Linked DNA regions of Homo sapiens: all the other regions are linked to region 1. Evidence: chromatin contacts called from ENCODE Hi-C data. All regions are on one chromosome and are shown on one strand. The core of a region is the stretch at or near the end of the contact, and the rest is flanking DNA. Distances in the headings are between cores, read along the strand shown. Region 1 holds the start of PGM2 (phosphoglucomutase 2). Region 2 overlaps DTHD1 (death domain containing 1). Region 3 holds the start of TLR6 (toll like receptor 6). Region 4 holds the start of UGDH (UDP-glucose 6-dehydrogenase).

Region 1 (6,568 bases), core at 615-3,114:
ATGAAGGCACGGTGGAAAGACAGAGGGCACCTGCCAGGGCGCCTTGCCAGTCGCCGGGGGTAGTCTGACTAGAGGGCTGCAATGCTTTTAGCTGGTGGGAGGTTCACTGGAGAATGAATGGGCTTCTTCTCAGGTGCCAGTCTCAAAGCAAAGAAGAAATTAACAGAGGATAGAACATGAGAAGTGATTAAAAAAAAAAAAGGACATCTCATCTCTACCCAGAGAAATACAATTTTTCTATACACAGATGCAACACTGTGTAGAAATTAGATTGTTTTCTTCTTCTTCTTAGAGAAAGTGCATTATGAACTCTGACTTCAAAAGAATTCTGTACTCTGCAAGCTACAAGTTATCAGAAATGGAAACATTTTTCTTCCCTTGTGAATCACAAGGTTATCTTCCCAGGAAAAGAAAAACGCCCCCAAGGAGTTGCCAATAGCATCCTGGAAATGGGATTTGCTGACATTTTATTTGTAGGGGCCAGAGAATGGTAAATAAAGACAAAGACCTGACCCCTACTGACCTTGTAATCTTCTTTGTTCATTCAAGTATTTCAGTGACCTACTATGTGTCATGCACTATGCCTATGCCAGGCACTACAAACCAAGGTAGTGAGAATAGAGAGGCCTGGCCACATAATTTATGGAGGTCCAGTGCACAATGAAAGTGGGTGACCTCTTGTTTTACCAGTAAGACTTTCAAGACAGGACAGCAGGACATTAAAACAACAGTGGGCCCTTCAAGGAGCGCGAGTCCTGTGAGACTGCAGGGGTCTCTCGCCCCTGAAGTCGGCCCTGGAGACAGACATTAAACAAACCTACAAACAAGTGTTTTTGGAGTTTTTTGTTTTTACCATTTGTAGTAAGAGCTATAAAGGAAAATAACAGACTGTTTAGAGTGAATATTAGGGATAAATAATTTAACGCTTCGGAGCCAAGGAAGGACTGACTCTCTACGTAAGCCACATTTAAGTTCAGGCACAAAATATGAGTCACAACGGGAGAAACAAGTTCAGCAGGAGAGCAGCGAGGGACATTCCGAGAAAACCTAACAGCAAGCAGAACAGGTCGAAAGGGCGAGACGCAAGTTTATAGAGAGGAGAGGGAGTGATGTCCAGAGCTGGGTTCCTGATTCTAAGAAACGGAATGAAGAGAGAGAAAACCGTGCTGTGTCCCAGGTGTGCCTCCCTGGCAGTCAAAGTTCTAAGGGGGACTCCTGAAGCCAGGCGGGCCCACCCGGGAGGACAACCCACGTTTGTAACCAAGCCCTCGGGATGGGAGGACCGGACCAGAACGCTGCTCTGCAAAGGTCTCAGCGGCCAAAGGAATACGCGGGACGGAGCGATTCTGGGTCCATGGGGATGCACAGCCGACTACCGACGACGAGCCAGCGGTCTGAGTGACAGTAAGGCGTGCGCCCCTCAACTAGACAGCGTCCAGGGTCTGGCCGCGCTTACACCACCCTGGCTCGCTCCTCTACTCCGAACTTGCAGTCCGGCCGGCCGGATGGCTGGTTTCGTCCGGGGACAAGCCTTCCCGGCCTAACTCTGAACGTGCCGCATGCCGGCCAGGTCGAAGGAAGCCTAGCAGCGGCCGTACGCTCCTGGGTCTTCCCGGGGGAGAAGCGGGATGCACTGGGCGGGAAGGCAGCTCAGGCAGAGCAAGCAGCGCCGCGCCTGGAGAGGGCAGAGCACCCGGCCCCGCTCCAGGCGCTCCCCGCCTGCTGGTGCCCCTCACCTTGTCCCAGCGCAGCCACTGGGCGGTCTCCTGGTCCAGCCGGGCGTCCTCGCCTAGACCGCTGCCTTCTGGAGCCGCCATCGCTGAGCTTGTGCTACCGCTGCAGAGGGAAGCAGGCGGTGAGATCTGCCTTCCGGCCCGGCCCCAAGACGTGGAGGCGGAGGCGGGGGCGGGGAGAGCCGCGGCGGAGCCAGTCGGTCCGGGGGAAAGTGACGCGCGCCGCGGCGGGCACGCCTCCTTGCCGTTTGCGGGTGCGCTGCAGGGGGTGGGAGTGAGCGAGGAGGAATTGCGGGGCTAGGGTGGGTTGCTGGAACCTGGCACGTGTGAGAAGGGTTTGCCATCGTCTCTGATGCATCCAGGCTACAGCCAGCCGTGAGTTCCTGCTGCGCGCCAGGCACATGTCAGATGCTGGGATACCAGGAAGTGCACCCAGATAGGGGCCTGAAGACTATGTAGAAACTCAGAGGGTCAAGAACAGCCAGAAAAAAATCTTGAAAAAGAAAAGCAAAGTAGGAAGACCAGTGGAACATAAGATAGAGACCAGAAACAAAAATACACGTGTATGGACAATTTATTTCAGAGGCGGGGCTGCAGAGCACAGGAAGGAACTATTTTTGGTTAATGGTGCTCGGTCAAAGGGATATCCACGTAGGGAAAAGAAAAAAGGGAACTTGGCCCCCTACCTCCCATCACACACAGCTCTGAACTCCAGATCAATTGTATCTCTAAGTGCGAAAGGTAGTGTAGCAGGAGGAGCCGCAGACAAAACTCCTCAGACACCGGATTAAAGAAGGAAGAGGTTTTTATTCGGCCGGGAGCGTCGGCAGACTCGCGTCTTAAGAGCCGAGCTCCCTGAAAAAGAAATTCCTAGCCATTTTAAGGGCTTACAACGCTAAGGGGTCTGTCTACGTGAAAGGGTCATGATAGATCAAGTAAGCGTGAGGAACGTGACTGGGGGCTACATACATCAGCTAACAGAACAAGAAGTTTTACAGTGCTTTCTCATACGATGTCTGGAATTTACGGATAACGCCAGTAGTTTTGGTCAGGGGTTAATATTATTATTATTATTTTAACCACCAGGGCCAGGTGGTGGCGCCAAGGTCGTCTAGCTATTTATCTTACTTCTGTTTTTTTCCAACTTTTTGCTTTCTCTCTTTTCTCCTGTCTTATAAACTAGGGAAAAGGGGAGGTGGGGGAGAAGCTGGGAAGGACAGCAGAAATGGTGGTCTCTTTCCATAGTAGCGTGAAACTTAGGGAAACTAACATAGGAGCACATCTTCCTGACGCTGGTATCACCAAGCCATAAAGAAGATGCATACCCATAAGCATAAAAAAGCACGGGCAAGAATATTTCTAGCAGCATTATTTGTAAAAGCCTCAAACTGGAAACAACCCAGATGACCATCGACAATACAATGGATAAATACTTGGTAGTATATCCATACCAATTCATATAAATAAATCATGGCACATTGATAGAGCAATGCAGGTGAACTACTGTTATACACAACATCATGAATGAATCTCACAAACACTGAGTGACAGAGTTCAAACACCCACCCCCATACCCCGTCACCCCAAAATACTGCATCATTCATCTGTAGTCCCAGCTATTTCGTGGTGGGGGAGCTGGAGGGAGTCCTGAGGAGGGAGGATCGCTTGAGCCTGGGAGGTCGAGGCTGCAGTGAGCCCTGATTGTGCCACTGTTCTCCAGCCTGGGAGACAGAGGGAGACCCTGAAAAAAAAAAAAAAAAAAACACTGAAATATATAAAATTATAGGTAAAGGAAACAAATCAGTGATTTTCAAGAGCTGGGGGTTGGGGGAGGGGTTGACTACCTAGGGCACAAGGGAATTTGAGGGAGTTGTGGAACTGTTCCGTATCTTGATTGAGTTTGGGGTTTACTTTTATCAAAACTTATAGAACTGTACGATATAAAGGGTAAAATTCACTGTATGTAAGTTATATCTCTTTTTTTTAAGTTTTAAGATTAAAAACTAAAAAGGAGGCAAAACTAACCTATGGATGTCAGCAGAGTGGTAGCTTTGGGAAGGAGGGAAAGTGCCTTCTGGGGTTCCGGGACTGTTCTGTTTCTTGACCTGGACGATGGTCAACAGGTGTGTTGACTTTGTAATATTCACTAAGCTGCAATCTTATGAGTTGTGCATTTTCCGTATGTTCTTCAACTTTATTTTATTATTATTTTTTGAGACACAGTGTCGCTCTGTCACCCAGGCTGGAGTGCAGTGGTGTGATCTCGGCTCACTGTAACCTCTGCCTCCTGGGTTCAAGAGATTCTCATGCCTCAGCCTCCTGAGTAGCTGGGATTACAGGGGCGTGCCACCATGCCCGGCTTATTTATTTATTTATTTATTTGAGACACAGTCTTGCTCTGTCACCCAGGCTGGAGTGCAATGGTGGGATCTCAGCTCACTGCAACCTCCATCTCCTGGGTTCAAGTGATTATCCTGCCTCAGCCTCCTGAGTAGCTGGGATTATATGTGTGAGCCACCAGGCCCAGACTTTTTTTTTTTTTTTTTGTATTTTTAGTAGAGAACGGATTTCGCCATGTTGGCCAGGCTGGTCATGAACTCCTGACCTCAAGTGATCTGCCCACTTCAGCCTCCCAAAGTGTTGGGATTACAGGGATGAGCCACCGCGCCCGGCTAGTGTGTTCTTCAATTTTAAAAAGAAAAAATATATATCCAGGATCTGTAATATCTGTTTAGTGTCATGGGAAAGGCATACTAATCATGTAATCACGGCAGTTAATACGTAATTACAAACTGATAAAATGCTGGAAGGAAAGCAGAGAGATGTCATGAGGCTGCAGGTTAACAGAGGCCACCTCAGTCAGGAAGCTTGCCTGAGCACTGGAAGCTTAAGAGAGATGTGAGGGAAGGATGTAGTTAATGTGAGAGTGTGGTCCTTCCCCTGACTGCAAAACCTGAGAGGCTGGAGCACAGAGAAGAAGAGAAGGACAGTCTGCCTCAGTTTCCCCAAATGTTAGGTGGTCTGCAGGTCCACCACACTCAGGCTATCTCTTTTCTCTGCACCAGATAAACCTTCTTCTCAGTCATGCTCTGGAAAAAATTGCAGGACATGGAGAATCACAGACCCAGGCAGATCTCACTCACCCTTGTTTTTATCTCAAATGCCAGTTTTCCCAGATGAGTCTGTGCAGCCTCCAGCCTTCTGCCAAGGTAGGACGGGAGCTGGTGGGTCTCTAAATATCCAGCAGTTCTGGGCCTCAGAGTTCACATCTGTCCTTCCGTGATAGGGATGGTTGCAGCTGAGTCTCTACTATGGTTCAAAACATGTGGGGAGTGGTGTCTAAGGAAGTTATTTTGGCACCTTTTTTTTTTCTTTGAGATGGAGTCTCATTCTGTTACCCAGGCTGGAATGCAATGGCGTGATCTTGGCTCACTGCGACCTCTGCCTCCTGGGTTCAAGTGATTCTCCTACCTCAGCCTCCTGAGTAGCTGGGACTACAGGTGTGTGCCACCACACCCAGCTAATTTTTGTATTTTTAGTAGAGACGGGGTTTCACTATGTTGGCCAGGCTGGTCTTGAACTCGTGACCTCATGATCTACCCACCTCGGCCCTCCAAAGTGCTGGTATTACAGGCGTGAGCCACCACACCTGGCCAGGCACCTTTTATTTTATTAGAAATTGTGGGCCCAAGATGATATCCAATCAGAAATATTTTAACTTCATTTGAGACACCAAGAAGCAGATTTTTCAATATTCCTTTATGGAAACAAGGAAATAAAGCAAGTGTAGTTTCCAAGTAGAGAGGAACTTTTAACTAGTAAGTTGCCAAATGTAAATAAATTCTCTTATCTTACTGAGAAGGGCACCAAGATTTTAATTACTGCGTTGAAAAACAATGCACGCAGTCACACTCTATTCCTTCCATCTGCTTCTCATGTGAAGCAGACGGTTATGTCAGGGACTTTTCTGGGGTTGCCTGTAGCAAAGATGCTGACATTGGAGGTTCTGACAGTGATGCTGCAGAGACCTGAGGTTGATAATTTCTTACATATGACCCCACCATTATCATTTTATGTCTGTGGAAACCCACATAGAATAGTAGATTGAAGAAGGGTTCTCAGGGAATAAGTCAGGCCTTCTTGTTTTGTAAACAAGGAAATGGAGACACTCGAAATTTAAGAGCCTTTCTCCAAGACATACGACTGGTTAATGACAGAGCCAGGATTGTCACTCTGGATCTCCTGATATCCCAGTCAAACGTTCAGTCCCTCTCCTGTTTCACTCAGCCCATTTCTACACATATCCATTTCAAAGGAAGTTCCATGAACTCTGGCAACCTGTTTCCATGTGATAATAGCCTGCTCTTGATGAAAAACAAATACTAACCATGTTTGATATCGATGATGTTAGGTGATGCTTAAAATAACTTAATTTGTTTGTTCATGCTCTCTTGCTGCCTAGGAACGCTTTCACATGAGTGTCCCAATTTCCTTGGAAGTCTTCCCAATGCCCTCAAATACCTTGTCAGCAATTCTGTCAGTCCTTTTGTATCCAGTCCAGAAAAAGTTCTTACAAAACTTTTTATTATGGAGTTTTAATTATTTACAAAATTGATCCTTATGTAACCACCACGCAGCTCAACAATGATCAATTCATGGCCAATCTTGTTTCATCCAGCCACTTCCCCTTCCTGTGTTAGTTGGAGGAAGATACCAGATATCATATCATTTCACTTATACATATTTTGGTATGTATCTCTGAAACATAAAAACATTTGAAAATAACCACAAAACCATTATCTCACCTAAAATTTTACAAATTAAAGTAGTAATTT
Region 2 (7,006 bases), core at 3,229-5,728, 1.5 Mb after region 1:
ATTTAGTTAATCTAAGTAAGGAATTAAAGGCCCTCCATAATCTTTCCCCAGCTTATTTCCAACATGACATTTCCAAATCTTCCCCTGAAGAAACAGGTGCATTCATCATCCTTTCTCGGAACACGTCTTGTGCTTGACCACTTCAAAGTTTCTACTCATGCCATCTCTCTTGTGTGAAACTCATTGCCCCTTTCTCTCTTCCTCTCCAGACCCTAAACATTCTCTGCAATCATTTTGCTCCCTGAAGCACCCGCAAGTCACCTCAGTCCACAGCGTTCACCCCCTTCTCTGAAATGCCCTAGCATTTAACATCTTACTATTCATTTGCAATTAACAATCAGTTCCTGCCTTTTGCTATTGCTGTATTGTTGTATTCAATTATTATTTATCTCTTGCTTTGTTTTATAACTTTTAAAGTTTTATACTTTATTTCCTAAACTGGACTGTAATCTCCTTGAAAGCTAGAATTTTGGCTTCTACTATTATTATTATCACTTTTAGGCCTTACAGAATATCTTGTATATATTAGGGATTTTGTGGTTGCTAAATTAACGTGTTGACTGATATAATACATCTACAGAAGAAAAAATAAAAACAAAAACAGTTGAAGTTCATAAACTAAAATCTGTTTGAGTTAATGAGCATAACTTTTTACTTATTAAATGTTACAGTTTTAAGAGAATAAGTGCAAACACATCAATGAAATTTTAATTATCAAATTTATTTAGATAGGCAGGAATATCTGTGCTTCCTTTGTAAAAGAAAAATCAAAAGCCCTATAACGATACAGTGCCCAATTCCTGTTTAGTTATACTGCCCTCTAAACAGAGAAAACCTTATCTTTTAAAGCCAAGAGTTGAAGGAGGAAGGAGGAGGGAGGCGTTGAGAGGGGCCAGAGAAGGAGAAAGGGGAGAAGGGACAGGAAAAAGAAGGTGCAGAGGAAGAGATAAGGGGAGGAGAGTGGAGGGGAAAGGAAAAAGAAAAGGGAAAGGGAACAAGAGAAAGGAATGGGGGGGAGGAGAAGGGAAATAATCTCTTCTCATTAAACTGGTTGTCAAAGTACTTTCCAAAAAAGAACACAGGATCCTGTTTCTGACTAAACCAGCTTTGTTCATTTTCCCCTCATGTTCCTCTTAGTGACATGGTCAAAATTGTGGCTTTGAAGGTCATTCTGGTTGCCTGTAGGAAAGTGGAACTGCAGACATGAGGATAACATGTAAGGGAGATGCATGGAGTGCCAGAGTTCTCCCTTCTCCATCCATCCTTCTCATTGGAAAGAGTGAGAAGATTTTGGAAACTTTTAGAGGTTAAAAAATTAACATAATATTTCTACTTACCAAGAACCTAGTGGCTTTCTTCTGTAATTGATAGGGGAAGGGACATGATGCACCAAACATGTTACTGGAATTAACTCTAGTATAGAAAGCATGACACTAAGTTATGGAAAACTTAACAATCACAATGTGGGCACTATTCCCTCAAAAACCACAGCAAGAACAAAGCAAAACAAAACAAAATCCTGATTTTTCTTATAGGAATTTCTTCTAATGTGCTCTTTCAATCTGCTTTTTAAAATACCTAGCAATAACATAATAAGTTCCATTTGATCCTTCAACCCTAATATAATTTTGTAAAATTACTGCAACTGAGAAGTCTGAGTAGAATTAAAATGCTTTTGGATGTAAACATTTTTTAATGGTTCAGAATCATCTCATTTATCTAGTCAAAATTGCTTTGGTATTTCATATTGGTGGAAAAAATAATATAGGAACAACATTATCCCTAGCAGAGCAGTGAGATGGTAATGAAATCCAAAGTGGTGAAAGTGGCGATTCTGACGAACTGATTCTTGCACTGCCATCTGCCTGCTTCCTCCCTTTGACACAGCAAGTTATTTAATGTGGTGAGAAAGAAAGTGTTGAAGCAGTATCATTATTTACTAGAAATCACATGTCAGGAGTTCAGTTTAAAAAAATAATAATCCAGGAAGTTCAGGCTAAGCAAAACTTGGGTCAACAGATGGCTTACGTAAATGTGTGGGTTAGGTTTTACTGGGAAACTCCAGCCTCGAATAGGTGACAGCAGTCAGATCTGGAGCCCTTCTTTCCTTCAAAACAAAACCTCTAAGTAGGAGGAAGGAGTCAAAAGCAGTCACAACCCAAGTTAGCACAAATAAGCAAATGGCATATAGTCACCTATCTGGCGTGACTTCAGACGCACGCACACATGCACAAAATATTCTCTCCACTCCCTTCCATCTAAAAAACCTTTGAGAGTTTTTTGAAACTTGCCTTGTTTCTGCCAAAATACAATTATGTGCAGTGTGAACTGAATTTACTTGAACATTTTGTGAAAGGAGAAAGGCTGAGGCACAACTTCAGAAAGATTTAGTGGTGAATCATTATTCTTTTCAGCCACATATTTTCAAATATATTGTTTGTGGGATCATTTTCAGAAGATTATATAGAATATGAAGTATCACCAGGACGCTTACTATCTTACAAACCTCATCATCTTTCTGTGGCCCTCACATGCGCACTGACCATCACAGCCTTCCTTCGAGTCCTTGACTTGAAATGCGTGCCCGTCTCGGAGTCTTGGAACTTGCTGCGTCTCCCACTTGGATGCTCTCCTGGCCATACAGGAAGGTTCTGGTCTCCGGTTGCTCCTCAGCTCGGTAGTCCCCTCCACAGTGAGGTCTTCCCTAGCTATCCCACCTACCAACTCACACCACCAATTCTGTCCATCTTCTAATGCTAATTTATTTTCTTCCTTGGCACTTCTCACTGTCCTCCTCACATTTTTGGTCCATAAAATGCAAGTTCTATTTATATATACCCATTCACTCATGTTTATTGAGCATCTAACTTATGCCTGACACCATTCTAGGTACTTGTGATTTGGCAGTGAACAAAAAATGTTCCCCGTCTTCACAGAGCTTACTTTCTAGTTATGGAAGAGAGGGTTTTTCTGCAAGAAATGTACAAATGAAGAAACACATGTAAAAACGGAGAAATGACTTAGAGGGAAAAAATAGGGCAGATTAAAGAGGATTAGGAATGTCAGGTTGCAGGGTAAGAGTAGATTGCAATGTTAGAGTCAGGGTAAACCACAGAGAGAAGGTGAAGTTTCAGCAAAGAACTGAAGGAGGTAAGGGTAACAGACATGCAGATATCTGATGGAAGAACATTCCAGCAAGGGGAATCACTAACACAAAGACCTAAAGCAGAAGCAGGTGTGGCATATTCCAAAAACTCAAGAGGGTCACTGTGGTTGAATAAGTGAGGAGGCGAGTAGAGCAGAGAATGCCTTGGAGTCAGTGAGGGCCAAGTTCACACAGAGCCTTTATTCTGATGGAAGCTGGGAGCCACTGAAGGGTTTGGGGCAGAGGCATGAGATGATTTGACTAATGCTTTAAGGCAGTAGTCCCCAACTATTTTGCCACCAGGAACCAGTTTCGTAGAAGACCATTTTTCCATGTTGGAGGGATGGTTTCAGGATGATTCAGGCAAGTTAAATTTATTGTGCTCTTTATTTCTATTATTATTATATTGTAATATATAATGAAATAATTATATACCATAATGTAGAATCAGCGGGAGCCTTGAGCTTGTTTTCCTGCAACTAGAAGTTCCCAGCTGGGGGTGATGGGAGACAGTGACAGATTATCAGGCATTAGATTCTTGTAAGAAGCACACAACCTAGATCCCTGGCAGGTGAATTTCACAATAGGGTTTGCACTCCTACAAGGATCAAATGCCGCCACTGATCTGATAGGAAGCAGAGCTCAGGCAGTAATGCAAGCAATGCAGAGTGGCTGTAAATACAGATGAAGCATTGCTCACTTGCCCAACGTTCACCTCCTGGTTCCTAACAGACCACGAACTGCTACCATTTCATGGCCCAGAGACTGGGGACTCCTGCTTTAAGGGATAACTCTGCCTATGAGTTGAAAACATGCTATAAAGAAGAAAGGGAAAAATGAGACCCTACATACCAGGACACCACTATACGTTGAGCCTTTGGGATACACTGTTTGTTGAATTAATTAATATATGAATGAATGAACTACAGAGGCTGAAGAATAAGAGACGCAGAGATCCTCACAAGTATGAAGTAAAAAGTGATATGTCTTCTCATCTTTATGAATCAGACACAGTATATTAACATCACACATTATAATTATGTGTGTGGTTCTATGCCTAGATACATATATGTAAATATTTACTGTTTGTTCTCTGTGAAGCACTTTTAATTTTGACAAATACCTTCACCTATTTTATGCTACATGTATAAATATCCACATAGTGTCATGTTCATTAATGCCAAGCTACTGCTATATTAGGCTACTTCCATTTCCTGAAAAATAGCACATTCTAATACTGCTTAGTTGAGGTGAATTTTTTAAATTCTGATGAAATAAGTCTCATCTTGCAAAACTAAATGTCATAGTTTCAATTCCCATTTAGTTATACTAGTTTGAAAAGAAAAAAGTTCCCACAGCCACAGATTCTTTTTCAACCTGACAAACTTATTTCTGAAGACTTTGGGCACAAGAAAGGGCTCAAAGAGTGAATCTGGAAAGCCCTATACGAACCCATCTGGAATAAAAAGAAAGCACAGATGGCCTATTGGCAGTAGATTCATCTATGAAAGACAGCAGAAGTTTAAATGTACTATTTTTAAACATGCCAATATAGTTTCAGGATTATCAATTTCAAGGTTGAGTAACTGTAAGGTTTGCAGAGATTATCTTGTTCATCTAGTTAGTCACAAATATTTATCAAGCATGTACTATGTGTCCGCACTGGCAATACAGAGTTGAGCTGGACAGTGTCTGTGCCTGCGCAGTTCGTTGCATGCATTCTCAATTTTGGTAATGTCACCCTTGGGGAGAGAAAATTCGTTCTTGGCTGAGACACAAAAAGGCTTACTCTTTCAGATGTATAAAACACAGATAAATATATGGTACATAGACATACAGTATATCCGTGGTAATAAAATTTCACAAGGAGAGGTGATTAGAAAAAAAAATATTTCAGAAAAAAAGACTCCCTGAAAAGCCATTACAGCAACAAGGGAAGGAAACAAGCAAGTGGATGTCATGAAATATGGTAACTACAGTGATAAGGAAAGTACAAAATGCCGTAGCTCCATATACCAGGAACACTTAACCTGGTACAAAGGAGGAGTGAGGGAAGGCTTCCTTGGCAAGGCTGCACTTCAGCACCGATGTGAAAGAGGTTCAGTAAGAATTACTCAGGCACATAGGTAAGGAATGGTGTGTTACAAGCAAAACAGAGAAGAAGCTGACGCAAAAGTACTGGACAATCGTAAACACAGACTTTTACTGAGGAAAATCTATACAAACCCCTAAATTATCTATGTTGGCTAATTTGGCTTGACTAATTTGGCTACTTTTATAAAGTCAGGCAACAGAGGAAACACTAATAAGTGAAAGCTGAATTCCTATCACATTTTTGGACTTCATGTCTGTCGTCTCTGACATAACGGCCTTTCTTTGCATGGTCTGCCATCATCTCAGTAAGGCCCTTACCGCCTCTTGCCAGAGAATTCCAACCACCACTGGCTTGTCTCCCTTTCATCCTCTTATGGCAGCAAAGCAACGTGAGGCTTTCTGGAAGCAATGTGCCAGCTGAGCTGCCTGGAGAGCAGCCCTTAGGTACCCCTCTCCACTCCACATCTTCATGCTGATCCACATCGATGCCTTAGCCTGTCAGTTAAGAGTTTGTAGAATCAGGCTCTAAACTACGGAACAGAGAGAATTTGAGTATTCCTTCAAGTCAATAGTTCTTAAACTTTTAGAATCTGGAGACAGCTATAGACCTCCCCTTATTCACCAAGTCATAGATATTTAGGGTGCCTACTATGTGCCAGGCACTGTTCTAATCACAGAAGAAGGAACCTGGATAGAATAGACAGGGTCCTTCATTCATGGAGTTTGCTTTTTAAAGAAGCAAAGGAAAATAGAAAATACATGAACAAATAAATCTAAAAATATCAATGATGAGTGTTAGGAAGTAAATCGAGAAAGGGTAACAAGTTAAAAAAGTGACCTCAGATTAGAAGATAAGGGAATAAGAATAACAAGTGACATCTGAGCTGAGCCCTGAATGATAAAGAAGCAGCTATGGGACTATCTCAGGGAAAATTGCCGCATGCGTAAGTAACGGCCGTATGGTGCAAAGTCTTATGGTGGAAATGAAAATGCACAGAAGAGGCCAGGCATAGTGGCTCACGCCTGTAATCCCACCACTTCGGGAGGCCGAGGCGGGCGGATCACGAGGTCAGGAGATTGAGACCATCCTGGCTAACACGGTGAAACCCCGTCTCTACTAAAAATACAAAAAATTAGCTGGGCGTGGTGGCGGGCGCCTGTAGTCCCAGCTACTCGGGAGGCTGAGGCAGGAGAATGGCGTCAACCCAGGAGGCGGAGCTTGCAGTGAGCCGAGATCGCGCCACTGCACTCCAGCCTGGGCGACAGAGCGAGACTCCGTCTCAAAAAAAAAAAAAAAAAAAAGAAAAGAAAAAGAAAATGCACAGAAGCAAAACTGATAGATGTACACCAGATTGGCTGGCTATACTGTCATCAAAGCCTCATTTTCAGTATCAATGGCTTAATAAATTCCTCTACTTATGCATGCTTCCCATGGACCACGGGATCTCCCCCAAAACAGCAAGTAAAGTTAATGTCGCCAGGAGACTGTTCCTCTGTACTGAGGGCTGCTTTCAAGTTCACTGGTTGGTGTCCAGGTCATATCATTTGTTAAATATTTCTAATATTATCTCTGTACTAAAGCATAGTACAGACATCATACAACATCAAAGGTGTACCTGGATGCCCTAAAATCCATCTTGTATCTTTGACTAATAATCCTAGCTTTATGTGCTAACAAAGTGACAGCATAATAGCCATTCAACACACAGGAAGCAGATTTCTTGGGTCTGAATTTTAGCTCTGCCATTTACTTAGCCATGAGAACCT
Region 3 (7,502 bases), core at 197-2,696, 1.0 Mb before region 1:
ATGAATAAATGGAGGTTAAGGGACTTGTCCCAAGCCTCACAGTAAGTGGCCAAGTGGAGGTTCGGCCCAGTACTGTCTGTTTCTTTGTTTGCTTAACTGTCATTGCCATCTTCGCTATTACTTGATTTTTGTGTTTTTGTCATCCCCTTACAGACGTTTCTGAGTTATGACAGCCTCGACAAGAATAGTCTCCTTGTTTCTGAACATTGGTGTTGTGATGCAATCTCCTAATGAGACATGTCAATGTGCCCAGATCTGCAGTGATAGTTGTCTGTTTTCTTAAGACTTTAGTCCACGGTTACTTGAAATTCCCTCAGAGCCACAGCCAGCCCTTTCCCTTGGCTTGTTTCACAAATCTGGTTTTCCAGGGTCACAGATACCTGCTGCTTTCTGGCTGTCTCCTTTTGCCAGTGGAGCAGAGATCCATCCACTCCTTACTGAGCCTCCCCAGGCCTGAGGAGACTTCCTGTTATGTTTGATGAGTAAGGATGAATCACAAGAAGCCAGCCTTTCTCTTCCTCCTGAAAGCAGAAGTGATTCTTACGGAGATGTCCAACTTTGTCATTAGCCAAATTGTAAGGTCTTAACTTGTTGTTGTTTTTTTTTTAATAAAGATGAGATTGTGCCAGACAGTGAGATAAATTATAGAATGATTGTTTCACTCATGCCTTCTGTCCTTTGCAGAACTCAGTTAAGCAAGAAGTCTGGGGAAAAGGGTTTACTGTCCACCAGAAGTCTCTGTTTAACCAGAGACTTCTGGTAATCAGCCTTTGTTGATGTCATTCTGAAATTCTTCTAAATGGTCTTTAGAAAATTGATTTTTAAATTAGTCTTGCAGGATTTCAGTGTTATTTATTATTCCTAAATTAAAATCTAAACCATTTAATAACACCAAATGTTGATCAGAATGTGGGTATGATTGCTCGTACATATGGCTAAATATGTAGTCATAAATATGTATCAACCAGTAAACTTTCCTTAGAAGTTGATTTTTAAAAAAAAACCCAAATTGTGGAACTATACTTATTTTATTTTAAACTATCTCATCCAGCTAAAATAATGCTCAAAATTGCTTGATAAGGGAAACTGCAATTATTCTTGAAATGTTAAATATGGTGATAATAGAAAACAGGCTGTTTAAAATAACTTTCCACTCAGGTGACAAATGTAATAACCAGGCTGCAAACTCTTACAGAGAAATATTACCTTAGAAAAATATTTTTCTTCACATTGAATTGTTTGTAAGTTGCTTCCTCACACGAATTAGAAAATTGGATTACTGGTTTTGTCTGTAGCCCAGAAAAAACTGCTAACTCACCTCCGGACCTTTGAAAGGTAAAAATATACGTAGGAGTAATTCCAGTGTGGGCCAACAGATGGCACCAATCTGTTTCTAAGGTACCGCTTTACTCAACTTTAAGAACTTGTGTTTGTCAAGCATTTTCAATTGTATTTCCGTTCATTTACAAGTTATTTTCTCTTCTTCTGAAAAAGAGATCTTGGTAAGTAGAAAGACTTCTGTGGCTTTTTCACATTATGGCACAGGTGCTTCAAGTAAGCAAGTTTGCTAACCATTCATTATATAGGAAATAGGTAATGTTTCCTTGAAATTTTTGCAAAATGATTTGAAGTGGTTTTTTTTGTAGATGTTGCAAATGTCCTTTGAATTTCACGAGCAGGATGAAGAGCAGCGTCTTTACAGCTGTCTTGAAAAGATAGAAAACAACTAGCGCTTGTGGTGATAATTAAGGAACAAAACTAATGTTATTTATTTCTTCTGATTTGGCCCAGCGAATTTTCTCTTTTCGTCTTTCTCTAGTTTATTGTTTTCAGTAACATTTAACAGTAATTTTTATATACCACTGATATGGCACCTATTTATTATATGTTTTTACAGCAGACGTGTGTTTGATCTCCCTTGTCGTTTGTCACTGTAACAGTTTGCTGGTCTGTGTCTGTCCCTAATTCATAAGCTTTTTGAAAGCAGGAATTATGTCAGTCCTATTCATATTTATATCCCTGGTGCCTAGTGCGTAGCATGGCACTGGCAGAAAAATAGACTCTGAATAAACATTTATTAAATGGAGGAAGTGGCCGGGACCAAGCCCCTTCACAAGCTTGAATCTGGCACAGTGTAGCAATTGCCTTCCTCCAGGTCCTTCCACCTTCAGTTTGACAAATGAAACAATGTTTTTCTTGCCTATTTGTTAACTTGATTATGTGATCTTTCCTCCACTTATTTCACTTAATTTTTTTTCTGCTCTCTTCTTCCTTGTAGTTTTAATTTTCATAGGTCTTGTCTACCCTTTTTTTCTGAAATGTAGCTTATTTCATCTATTTCCTCACCCTTTTTATTTGATGCATTTAAAAAATCAAGAGCATTTACCTGTTTATTTTTACTTTCTTTAAAAAACTGTGAACTCTCTAATCTTCCACTCTCATCTTCCCATTTTTCCCTCCTTTTTTCCCAATAAATAGAAAAGTTACTATCTTGTTCATTTAGTGTATTCCCTAGGAACTGCCTCAGGGTATGAACGCCTCTGGAGGAATATTGCGTTTTTGTGGCAGGATACCATAAGGACAGCTGACCAGCTTTTCCACCTGGTGACTGATTTTCAGTCCCATGAACCCAGACACCGTGGGTCTGGTTGCCGGGGACCTGTAGGGTAGGTCCTCATCTGTGAATGCCAGTTATCTACTATTATCTGAAAGTTCTCCATCTTTATATTTTAATATTCCAAATAAAACAAGCACGTTTCTTTAAATATAAAATATTTTCACACAGCTATAAAGACAACTCTTAAATTGCCTTACGATAACTTTTTTGGATTATAAAGGACATTCAAAATGAGACATTTTAGGGATATCTGAAAGTATAAGAAAGAAAATTAAATTCATCTATAATTCAGAGATTCAGAGAACCACTATTATTAGTATTTGGTATATTTCATCACATTGTTTGTCCTCTAGCTTTTACGTATATGTCAGGTTTTAATCATATTTTGCAAAATTAGAGTCTTACTACATATATAATTTTTTTTTTTTTTTTTTGAGACGGAGTCTTGCTCTGTCGCCCAGGCTGGAGTGCAGCGGCACGATCTCGGCTCACTGCAAGCTCCGCCTCCCGGGTTCACGCCATTCTCCTGCCTCAGCCTCCCGAGTAGCTGGGACTACAGGCGCCCGCCACCACGCCCGGCTAATTTTTTTGTATTTTTTTTTAGTAGAGACGGGGTTTCACCGTTAGCCAGGATGGTCTCGATCTCCTGACCTCGTGATCCACCCGCCTTGGCCTCCCAAAGTGCTGGGATGAGAGGCGTGAGCCACTGCGCCCGGCCATAATTTTCTATTACTGTATTCATTTAACATTATCATTTTTTCAAAGTACAGTATTTGAGGCTATTATTTAATTATACATAACTGATTTAATCATTTTCTACACTAGACATTCTGATTTTTTCAATATTTCATTATGTCATGAGTATCCTTATAGTCATATCTTCTGTGTGTTATTTTTGACTATTTCTTTAGAAAATTCCTTGTAGTGGAATTGCTAAAATAAAGGAAGGTATATTTTTAAGAAATTTATGTAAATTACCAAATTACCCTTTAGAAAGCTTGTACTAATTTTTCATTCCTGCCTAAGTAGTAAATGAGGGTTCTTATTTTAGTTTCCACCTACCAACCTGGATATTATATTTTTTAATTTTCCCTATTTGATAGGTGAAAAAAAAATCTTGCCTTTTAAAAAATCTTTTAAGAAACAAGAGTCCTCCTTTGACCCCCTTCCTCTTTTTATGCTTAAATATCTTATAGTAAAAATAACAGGCATTCTGGAAACCTATTTCTAAAAGCTTTATTCTCTATCTCTAAAAAAATTACATTTTCCTAAAATAGCCAAATAACATTATAAAAAATTACAATTTATTTCTTAATAGCATCTAATGGCTGGTCCATCATAGAATCTGCCCCTCCTTCTGTTACTGAATATGTTTTATAGCAAGTCTGTCTTAACTGAGATCTAATCCAAGATCATGAGTTTCATCTAGATGTTATGTGCTTTTTTGATTTAACGTGCTGTTTTATTTTTTGTGAGATTGCACATTATTCATATTATTGGCAATTGATTTTTGGCAAATTATTCAGTAAATAGTACAGTAAACTTAATTTTGAATGTTAAAAGTTTGAAAAATATAGATAAAAACTAAGAGGAAAATAAAGTTCCATTATAATCTTACTGTGCAAAGATAATTACTGTTCATATCTTGGTATGTATCTTATTAATTTTTCTACTTGCATAGGTACATATTTACTTTGGTACTTTTTAAATAAACTGCTTTTTGTCACATATAGTGAAAATATTTTCATGCAATTCGATTTTTATTATTTTTAAAGGCTACATAGTACTATTTAATTATACAGAGATACTAAAATTTATTTGATAACCTGCTATTTTTGGATAATTGAGGGATTTGTTTTCAAAATAGAATTTATTTTTGCCAGGAGCAGTGGCTTGTACCTGTAACCCCAGCTCCGTGGGAGGCTGAGGTGAGAGGATGGCATGAGCCCAGGACCTTAAGCTATGATTGTGCCACTGCACTCCAGCCTGGGCAGTGGGACAAAACCCTGTCTCTTAAAAAGAAAGTGTTTAAGAAAATAGTAATGATAATAATTTATTTTGTGACGGCCACTTTATTGTAGTCTTTTATTGGTGCTAACATTTTTTCAATGACTTCTCTTTGGCTTTCCACATTGACAGTCTTATAATCTAAAAATAATAATGATTTTCTTTCTTCATTTCAGTATTTCTTCCTGTCATTTTTTTTCTTTATTACAGTGGTTAAAACTTCCGGAAAGAACAATGTGTGCATTCTTTTTTTTTTATTATTATACTTTAAGTTCTAGGGTACATGTGCACAACATGCAGGTTTGTTATATATGTATACATGTGCCATGTTGGTGTGCTGCACCCATTAACTCGTCATTTACATTACGTATATCTCCTAATGCTTTCCCTCCCCCCTCCCCCCACCCCACGACAGGCCCCAGTGTGTTATGTTCCCTTTCCTGTGTCCAAGAGTTCTCATTGTTCATTTCCCACCTATGAGTGAGAACATGCGGTGTTTGGTTTTTTGTCCTTGCGATAGTTTACGAGAATGATGGTTTCCAGCTTCATCCATGTCCCTACAAAGGACATGAACTCATCCTTTTTTATGGCTGCATAGTATTCCATGGTGTATATGTGCCACATTTTCTTAATCCAGTCTATCATTGATGGACATTTGGGTTGGTTCCAAGTCTTTGCTATTGTGAATAGTGCCACAATAAACATGTGTGTGCATGTATCTTTATAGCAGCATGATTTATAATCCTTTGGGTATATACCCAGTAATGGGATAGCTGGGTCAAATCGTATTTCTAGTTCTAGATCCCTGAGGAATCACCACACTGTCTTCCACAATGGTTGAACTAGTTTACAGTCCCACCAACAGTGTAAAAGTGTTCCTATTTCTCCACGTCCTCTCCAGCACCTGTTGTTTCCTGACTTTTTAATGATCGCCATTCTAACTGGTGTGAGACGGTATCTCATTGTGGTTTTGATTTGCATTTCTCTGATGGCCAGTGATGATGAGCATTTTTTCATGTGTCTTTTGGCTGCATAAATGTCTTCTTTTGAGAAGTGTCTGTTCATATCCTTCGCCCACTTTTTGATGGGGTTGTTTATTTTTTTCTTGTAAATTTGTTTGAGTTCATTGTAGATTCTGGATATTAGCCCTTTGTTGGATGAGTAGATTGCAAAAATTTTCTCCCATTCTGTAGGTTGCCTATTCATTCTGATGGTAGTTTCTTTTGCTGTGCAGAAGCTCTTTAGTTTAATTAGATCCCATTTGTCAATTTTGTCTTTTGTTGCCATTGCTTTTGGTGTTTTAGACTTGAAGTCCTTGCCCATGCCTATGTCCTGAATGGTATTGCCTAGGTTTTCTTCTAGAGTTTTTATGGTTTTAAGTCTAACATTTAAGTCTTTAATCCATCTTGAATTAATGTTTGTATAAGGTGTAAGGAAGGGATCCAGTTTCAGCTTTCTCCATATGGCTAGCCAGTTTTCCCAGCACCATTTATTAAATAGGGAATCCTTTCCCTATTTCTTGTTTTTGTCAGGCTTGTCAAAGATCAGATGGTTGTAGATGTGTGGTATTACTTCTGAGAGCTCTGTTCTGTTCCATTGATCTATATCTCTGTTTTGGTACCAGTACCATGCTGTTTTGGTTACTGTAGCCTTGTAGTATAGTTTGAAATTAGGTAGCATGATGCCTCCAGCTTTGTTCTTTTGGCTTAGGATTGACTTGGCAATATGGGCTCTTTTTTGACCCCATATGAACTTTAAAGTAGTTTTTTCCAGTTCTGTGAAGAAAGTCATTGGTAGCTTGATGGGGATGGCATTGAATCTATAAATTACTTTGGGCAGTATGGCCATTTTCATGATATTGATTCTTCCTATCCATGAGCATGGAATGTTTGTTTGTGTCCTCTTTTATTTCATTGAGCAGTGGTTTGTAGTTCTCCTTGAAGAGGTCCTTCACATCCCTTGTAAGTTGGATTCCTAGGTATTTTATTCTCTTTGAAGCAATTGTGAATGGGAGTCCACTCATGATTTGGCTCTCTGTTTGTCTGTTATTGATGTATAAGAATGCTTGTGATTTTTGTACATTGATTTTGTATCCTGAGACTTTGCTGAAGTTGCTTATCAGCTTAAGGAGATTTTGGGCTGAGACGATGGGGTTTTCTAAATATACTATCATGTCATCTGCAAAGAGGGACAATTTGACTTCCTCTTTTCCTAATTGAATACCCTTTATTTCTTTCTTTTGCCTGATTGCCCTGGCCAGAACTTCCAACACTATGTTGAATATGAATAGGAGTGGTGAGAGGGGGCATCTCTGTCATGTGCCAGTTTTCAAAGGGAATGCTTCCAGTTTTTGCCCATTCAGTATGCTATTGGCTGTGGGTTTGTCATAAATAGCTCTTATTATTTTGAGATACGTCCCATCAATACCTAATTTATTGAGAATTTTTAGCATGAAGAGCTGTTGAATTTTGTCAAAGGCCTTTTCTGCATCTATTGAGATAATCATGTGGTTTTTGTCTTTGGTTCTGTTTATATGCTGGATTACATTTATTGATTTGCGTATGTTGAAACAGCCTTGCATCCCAGGGATGAAGCCCACTTGATCATGGTGGATAAGCTTTTTGATGTGCTGCTGGATTCAGTTTGCCAGTATTTTATTGAGGATTTTTGTATTAATGTTCATCAGGGATATTGGTCTAAAATTCTCTTTTTTTGTTGTGTCTCTGCCAGGCTTTGGTATCAGGATGATGCTGGCCTCATAAAATGAGTTAAGGAGGATTCCCTCTTTTTCTATTGATTGGAATAGTTTCAGAAGGAATGGTACCAGCTCCTAGTTGTACCTCTGGTAGAATTCAGCTGTGAATCCGTCTGGTCCTGG
Region 4 (7,107 bases), core at 3,332-5,831, 1.7 Mb before region 1:
GTGAGACGTGTTCATGCCAATGCATTCCAGCCTGGGTGACAAAGTGAGACCCTGTAAAAAAAAAAAAAAGAAAGGAAAGAAAGGCTTATGTTTTACCCAAACAATACCTTACTATGACTGGCTCTGTGTCCCCACCCAAATCTCATCTTGTAGGTCCCATAATTCCTACATGTTGTGAGAGGGACCCGGCAGATGATAATTGAATCATGGGGGCAGGTCTTTCCCGTGCTGTTCTTGTGATAGTGAATAAGTCTCATGAGATCTGATGGTTTTAAAAATGAGAGTTTCCCTGCACAAGTTCTCTCTTCTCTTGTCTGCTGCCATGTGAGACATGACTTTCACCTTCCACCATGATTATGAGGCTTCCCCAGCCATGTGGAACTGTAAGTCCAATAAACCTCTTTCTTTTGTAAATTTCCTAGTCTTGGGTATGTCTTTATCAGCAGCATGAAAAAGAACTAACACAGTAAATTGGTACCAGTAGAGTGAGGCACTGCTAAAAAGATATCCAAAAATATGGAAGCAACTTTGGAACTGGGTTAACAGCCAGATGTTGGAACAGTCTGGAGGGCTCAGAAGAAGACAGGAAAATGCAGGAAAGTTTAGAACTCCCTAGAGGCTTGTTAAATGGCTTTGACAAAAATGCTGATAATTATATGGACAATGAAATCCAATCAGGTGGTCTCAGATGGAGATGAGGAACTTGTTGGGAACTGGAGCAAAGGTGACTTTTGTTATGTTTTAGCAAAGAGGCTGGCGGCACTTTGCCCCTGCCATAGAGATTTGTGAAACTTTGAACTGGAGAGAGATGATTTAGGGTATCTGACAGAAGAAATTTCTAAGCAGCAAAGCATTCAAGAGGTGACTTGGGTGCTGTTAAAGGCATTCAGTTTTTAAGGGAAACAGAACATAAAAGTTTGGAAAATTTGCAGCCTGACAACATGACAGAAAAGAAAATCTCATTTTCTGAGGAGAAATTCAAGCTAGCTGTAGAAATTTGCATAAGTAAGGAAGATCCGAATGTTAATCACCAAGACAATGGGGAAAACGGGCATGTCAGAGATCTTCATGGCAGCTCCTCCCATCACAGGCCTGGAGGTTTAGGAAGAAAAAATGGTTTTGTGGGCCGGGCCCAGGATCCCTCTGCTGTGTGCAGTCTAGGAACTTGGTGCCTTGTGTCCCAGCTGCCCCAGCTGTAACTAAAAGGGGCTGAGGCATAGCTTGGGCTATTGCTTCAGAGGGTGGAAGCCCCAAGCCTTGGCAGCTTCCACTTGGTGTTGAGCCTGTAGGTACACAGTAGTCAAGAATTGAAGTTTGAGAGTCTCCACCTAATTGATACAAAAAGCAGATAAACAGGCCAGGCATGATGGCTCATGCCTGTAATCCCAGCACTTTGGGAAGCCAAGGCAGGTGGATCACCTGAAGTCAGGAGTTTGAGACCAGCCCGGCCAACATGGCAAAACCCTGTCTCTACTAAAAACACAAAAATTAGCGTGATGTGGTGGTGCGCACCTGTAGTCCCAGCTATTTGGGAGGCCTAAGCAGGAGAATCTTTTGAACCTGGGAGGTGGAGGTTGCAGTGAGCTAAGATTGCACCACTGCATTCCAGCCTGGATGACAGAGCGAGACTCCGTCTCAAGAAAAAAAAAACAAAAAGCAAAAAACAAAAAACCAGATAAACAGAGAAAAATTGAACTGCCATTAGAGAAGACGGGGAGATGTGGGAACCCAGAGCCTTGTCTTTAACTTCCTACTGATTCTCTATCCTCACAGATTTCTGACACACTACCAGAGGATTCAGGGCTCCATGAAACATAATTTGAAAATAACTAGCCTACCTTGGCAGTTCTCAAAGTTTGTAGTATCAAGACCCCTTGGCATGTTTAAAAATTGAAGACTCAAAGAAGTTTTTTTCATGTGGATTGTAACTATTGGTATTTACCATATTAGAAATGAAAACTGATAAATTATATATAAAAGATTAATTCCTTAAAATTGACAATAAGCCCATTACATGTTAACATAAATATCATATTTTAATGAAAAATTACTATATTTTAAAAACAAAAGATAAGATTGGCATTGTTTTACATTTTTGTAAATCTCTAATATCTGACTTAAAAAACAGCTTAATTCTATTTGCTTTGATAGCACATTATAGTCTCCACAAAACTTCATTGTACACTTCTGAGAGAACAAGAGTGAAAAAAGCAAGTAACACATGAAAACTTTTTGACCTCATGGATCCCAGAAAGAACCTCGGAGATTGTCTACAGTCCCCAGCTCACATTTGGAGAACCTCTGTCCTAAATCCAAAGGTCCATTCTAGCTGGCACTGAAAATTGACTTAATTTCTGAAATCCTATTAACCGTTTTGAAGAGTCTGATTCTACCAAAATACTAAAAAAGAATGTGAGGTGAATACTAAATAGAAAAATGTTGAATTCAAAATGAAGGGACTAAGATAAGTGGTTTTTATTACAAAGCAAACTGTATTAGATAACTTAAATCTATGTATGTTCAAAAAGATGTACTTGTCATATCTAGTGCAATTACTTGTTTACATATCTCTTCTACCCAACCTGTGAGCTTTGCAAGAAGGAAATGAGTCTTTTTTGTTTGGTTATTTTTCTGAGACAGTGTCTCGTTCTGTTCCCCAGGCTGCAGGGCAGTGGTGTGATCTCGGCTCACTGCAACAGGGAGCCTCCTGAGCAGCTGGGATTACAGGTGCCCACCGCCTCACCCGGCTAACTTTTTGTATTTTTAGTGGAGCCGGGGTTTCACCATGTTGGCCAGGCTGGTCTGGAACTCCTGACCTCAGGTGATCCGCCCGCTATGGCCTCCCAAAGTGCTGGGATTACAGGCGTAAACCACCGTGCCTGGCCAAAGGAATTGAGTCTTAATCCCTTTTGCATCTTCAGTCTTTAGGATAACGTCTGACACACAACAGGCATTAAATATTTGTTGGATGAATGAACTGAACTGCATAGAATGCAGAAAGCCTACATATACTGGCCAGGCACAGTGGCTCACACCTGTAATCCCAGCACTTTGGGAGGCCGAGACGGGCGGATCACCTGAGGTCAGGAGTTTGAGACCAGCCTGGTCAACATAGCAAAACCCGGTCTCTATTAAAAATATAAAAATTAGCCGGGCATGGTTGTGGGCGCCTGTAATCCCAGCTACTCGGGAGGCTGAGGCAGGAGAATCGTTTGAATCTGGAAGGAGGAGGTTGAGGTGAGCCGAGATCGCACCACTGCACTCCAGCCTCGGCGACAAGAGGGAGACTCCGTCTCAAAACAACCAACCAACAAGCCTACATATCCTGCCACACGTGCTACAATCCACAGCAAACTGTTTCATCCACATTCAACCACTTTCTTAAAGTCACCATCATGATCCTATCAAGAAAACCGTAATTTATATGGTATTTTAATGTGCCTTTATAAATTACTAATCACTTTCTTCATGATGTATGTTAAAATGGCTTATGTCACCTGATGTAATCCTTAATGAGGGAAATAAAAGGCCATGATTATGCCTGGCTTTTTTTCTTATATGTTAGATTTGAGTGTTAAAATGACCTCGAAGCGGCGAAAGAAAGGAACGGAACTGCCCTCCACATTAAAAATGAGCAGGCTCCATAGGTTAATTTTACTCTTCCTCACGCACGGCACTTACATGTTGCAAACTCTCTGCTCCACAGCACGCACAGACATCCCAAATCCCGGATTGGGCCTGAGGAACATCTCTGCAAAGAGCGCCAGGAGGGCGTGGGGGTCCCGCCTCTCTCGCCAGGGACCAGGGAGTGGACACTCACTGGTCCAGTCATGAGGAACTCAGCATCCTCCTGACGGGAGGCGCCTCTTTCCCAGAAGCGGTGGGTCAGGAGGAATCTGACTAAACCCTGGGTTGCCGGCCCGGAGGGCGCGGTTGACCCCGGGGCCTCGAGGTTGTGGGCGAGGAGTAATCCGCCCGCCGAGACCGACCCGCAGATCCAGGAGACCGAAACCCGAGGGCGGCGCTCCAGGGTGCTGAGGAGACCGGAAAGGCGGCCAGGACCTTCCGGTCGCCTCGGCCCACCACCCACCCAGTGTCCGCGCAGCCCTAAAGCCTGGCAGACGCGGAGCGCACGCGGCCTTTGCCTCGGCCAGGACAGGGCAGCGGGGAGAGGGCTGCTAGACAACAATTCTTGACCCCTCCTCGACCCACGACCGCCAGGTAGGCGCGCAAAGCTCCTACACCTGCGGCGCGCCCCCGTCCCCTGGTCCAGCGGACACGCCACGCACGCAGCCCCGCCCAGCGCCGCTCGCGGTAGGGGCGGAGCCGCTGAGCTGGCCAAAGCGGATTTGCCCAGCTAGGCCAGGGGCGGGGCAGGCCCTCCCAGCCAGGACCAGCCCCAGTCTCCCCGCCCCTGAGCCGTGAAGGAAATAGGGACCTGGCCCTGGGCCTTGTGTAGCGGGAGGGGGAGCTAGGAAGCAGCTGAGGGCAGAATCCAGGAGGGCCTGGCTGCGGGGGAATGAAGCCTCCGCCTTCGCAGGCAAAAGCCTTTAAATACGGGCTCAGGCCCGGGACTCAGAGTGTAACGCGTGGCAGCCTGAGGGAGGGGCGTGCGCCGAGAGGGAGCTCAGATCGAGCGGGGCGCGGGTGGAGAAGCTGCGGCGGCGCGGCCCGTAGGAAGGTGCTGTCCGAACGATCGGGATAGGAGCGGTCCCTGCGCTTGCTGCTGGGAAGTGGGTAAGCGCCGCTCCCAGGCTGGCCCCGCCGCCCGGGCGGGATGCTCCCAGGTCTGGGCGGGATGTGGAGGGAGCGGGGCTGGGGTGTGCGCGCTGCTCCCGGTCGCTCGCTGCGCTGGGTCCCGGGCTTCCCGTCTCACGACCTTCGTCTCTTTGGGGCTTAGGGCGGGAACCGCATTTTGGAACTGCTGTCCTGGGGATGTGGTCGTCTGGGCTTCTTATTCAAGACTCGTGAGTCTTCCAGCCCCTTCTCTTTCTGCCTTTACCCACTTTCCTGACTTGGATGAGATTTCCCTGCCGCCTCCAAAGCCGAACGCCCACCACAGGAAGCGGTTCTCTCGTTGGGGACCTCATTTTGGCCGCAGAGTCGTAGTCTTTTGTTTGTGTTTAAGAGTCTGCTCACCTGAGGGGCTCCTGCTTTTCTCATGCCGCCCCTCTTAAGAAACCAAAGAGAAACGAAGCCAGAAAGCCCTCTTGAGAGCAAAATACTAAGACTGCCGTGATATCTGTCCGGGATGTCCTGGAATCCATTGTTGGCCCCCTACACCACAGAATTGCTCTGTTTGATGTCGGGGAAGGCCTTTCCTGGGTGCCTCGGGAGACCATGTTTGTGTGAGATCTTGAAAAATTATACGTCCTATAAATATATAGGAAGATAACTTAGTAGGGTTAGGAATTCTAGTATAGAGAAAAGAGGGGTTCGCTGGTAGGGATCTATTCATGGGCATACAGAGCAGTAGCTGTCTATCGACAGACCTCAAAGACACAGTGAGCCTTTGAGTTTCTTCAAATCCCTTAAGAAATGGAGAACAGTAGTCTTTCTTCAGGGGGGTTCTGGAAATGAAAGAGCTGACTGTCTGCTCTGAGATGTGCTTATTAGTGGCCAGGATCCAGTTTAAGGTAAGGGGTAGACAACCCTGATTGAAAAGATCTCATTTCTTCTCCCGTTGCTGTACTCCTTTTTCTAACAAAATCTATAACTGGATAAGCATAATCCATCTTCCTTCTTGTTTACTTCCACAGCTTTACATGATAACCCTTAGACATAAAATTAATACCGGCTTTCTTACTGATTAAATATTTTTCTCTGGTCAGGCATCTTTTACTGTTTAATTTCTGGAAATGATTAAAATGTGTGAAGCTGATGTATCCAACTATAATGCCCATCGTTAGCTCCTGGGTACCTATGCAAAATATGCTGTAGAGAGCTGGGGCTAGAAGGATTATATTCCGTTTAGATTGTAGTAGGGCATTTGTTATTTGTTAGTGACCCCTTCTGGGTTGGAATGTTTATTTGAATTTATGAAATTTTACATGAAGAGTAGTTTTGGAACGGTTTGGTTTGTTGTGACTCTCCCAAAATACAGAGGTAAAAACTCATTTCAAAATAACCCATTTAATAAGGAAACACTCCTATGTCTCTGACAGCAGAATAGAGGGCCAGAGGGTACATAAAAGTAGAAATAGAAAATGGGGGCCGGGCGTGGTGGCTCACGCCTGTAATCCCAGCACTTTGGGAGGCCGAGACGGGCGGATCACGAGGTCAGGAGATCGAGACCATCCTGGCTAACATGGTGAAATCCCGTCTCTACTAAAAATACAAAAAAAAATTAGCCGGGCGTAGTGGCGGGCGCCTGTAGTCCCAGCTACTCGGGAGGCTGAGGCAGGAGAATGGCATGAACCTGGGAGGCAGAGCTTTCAGTGAGCCGAGATTGCGCCACTGCACTCCAACCTGGGCAACTGAGCGAGACTACGTCTCAAAAAAAAAAAAGAAAAAGAAAAGAAAATGGGGCTGGGCGCAGTGGCTCACGCCTGTAATCCCAGCACTTTGGGAGGCCAAGGTGGATGGATCACCTGAGGTCAGGAGTTCGAGACCAGCCTGACCAATATGGTGAAACCCCGTCTCTACTAAATATATAAAAACTAGCTGGGCGTGGTGGTGGGCACCTGTAATCCCAGCTACTCGGGAGGCTGAGGCAGGAGAATTGCTTGAACCCAGGAGACGGAGGTTGCAGTGAGCCGACATGGTGCCACTGCACTCCAGCCTCGGTGACAGTGAGACTCCGTCTCAAAAAGAAAAAAGAAATAGAAAATGGAGTTGGCAGACATCTGTGTCATGCAAAGTGTGTCACTAACACTATGTCAAACTCCATGTTAAAGCTTATTGAAGATTTTATTGAAACTTCCAAGTGAGCATTTATTTGGACTTGCACAGATTGTACATCAGCCTTTTCATTGATTCTCCCATTGTCATCGGTAAGCCGTATTTCATGGGAAATAGCAAGGCGAGAATACCCAAAATAAAGCTTGTGTAAAACACATCCAGTTCTGTGATACAAGTTCACCTGCCATCAGTAGTCTATCCCAGCTG

What was found. Hi-C counts contacts between places; a loop is a spot of excess contacts on that map. Pooled maps may share reads with other maps.
Region 2: a loop to region 1 is called in a pooled map, with 2.7 times the contacts of the local background. The contact joins the enhancer-like site here to the promoter of PGM2 in region 1. A Hi-C loop is called at or near these places in 4 of 50 pooled maps.
Region 3: a loop to region 1 is called in a pooled map, with 5 times the contacts of the local background. The contact joins the promoter of TLR6 here to the promoter of PGM2 in region 1. A Hi-C loop is called at or near these places in 9 of 50 pooled maps.
Region 4: a map of CD4-positive, alpha-beta T cell shows a loop between it and region 1 (8-fold over the local background). The contact joins the promoter of UGDH here to the promoter of PGM2 in region 1. A Hi-C loop is called at or near these places in 1 of 168 maps with a recorded cell type or tissue (CD4-positive, alpha-beta T cell), 1 of 37 single-sample maps with no recorded cell type and 7 of 50 pooled maps.

What each region holds. Positions count from the first base shown.
Region 1 is chr4:37,821,982-37,828,549 of GRCh38, reverse strand. It overlaps PGM2 (phosphoglucomutase 2), which reads right to left and starts at 1,864. Exons shown (of 14, transcript NM_018290.4): 1 at 1,737-1,864. The coding sequence starts at 1,817. RefSeq lists enhancers at 1,192-1,691, 1,692-2,193, 3,226-3,395 and a silencer at 1,682-1,981.
Region 2 is chr4:36,318,148-36,325,153 of GRCh38, reverse strand. All of the region lies in intron 8 of DTHD1 (death domain containing 1), which reads right to left. Among named protein-coding and RNA genes, the nearest start is that of DTHD1, 40 kb to the right of the region's middle. Within about 2 kb of position 4,478, at least 2 of the 41 ENCODE cell types and tissues checked have a DNase peak (open chromatin) inside an H3K27ac peak, as active enhancers do.
Region 3 is chr4:38,850,761-38,858,262 of GRCh38, reverse strand. It overlaps TLR6 (toll like receptor 6), which reads left to right and starts at 1,446. Exons shown (of 2, transcript NM_006068.5): 1 at 1,446-1,502. RefSeq lists an enhancer at 1-997.
Region 4 is chr4:39,524,913-39,532,019 of GRCh38, reverse strand. It overlaps UGDH (UDP-glucose 6-dehydrogenase), which reads left to right and starts at 4,581. Exons shown (of 12, transcript NM_003359.4): 1 at 4,581-4,737. UGDH-AS1 (UGDH antisense RNA 1) reads right to left here and starts at 4,181. Exons shown (of 5, transcript NR_047679.1): 1 at 3,682-4,181; 2 at 1-51. RefSeq lists an enhancer at 3,697-3,756 and silencers at 4,137-4,436, 4,687-4,866.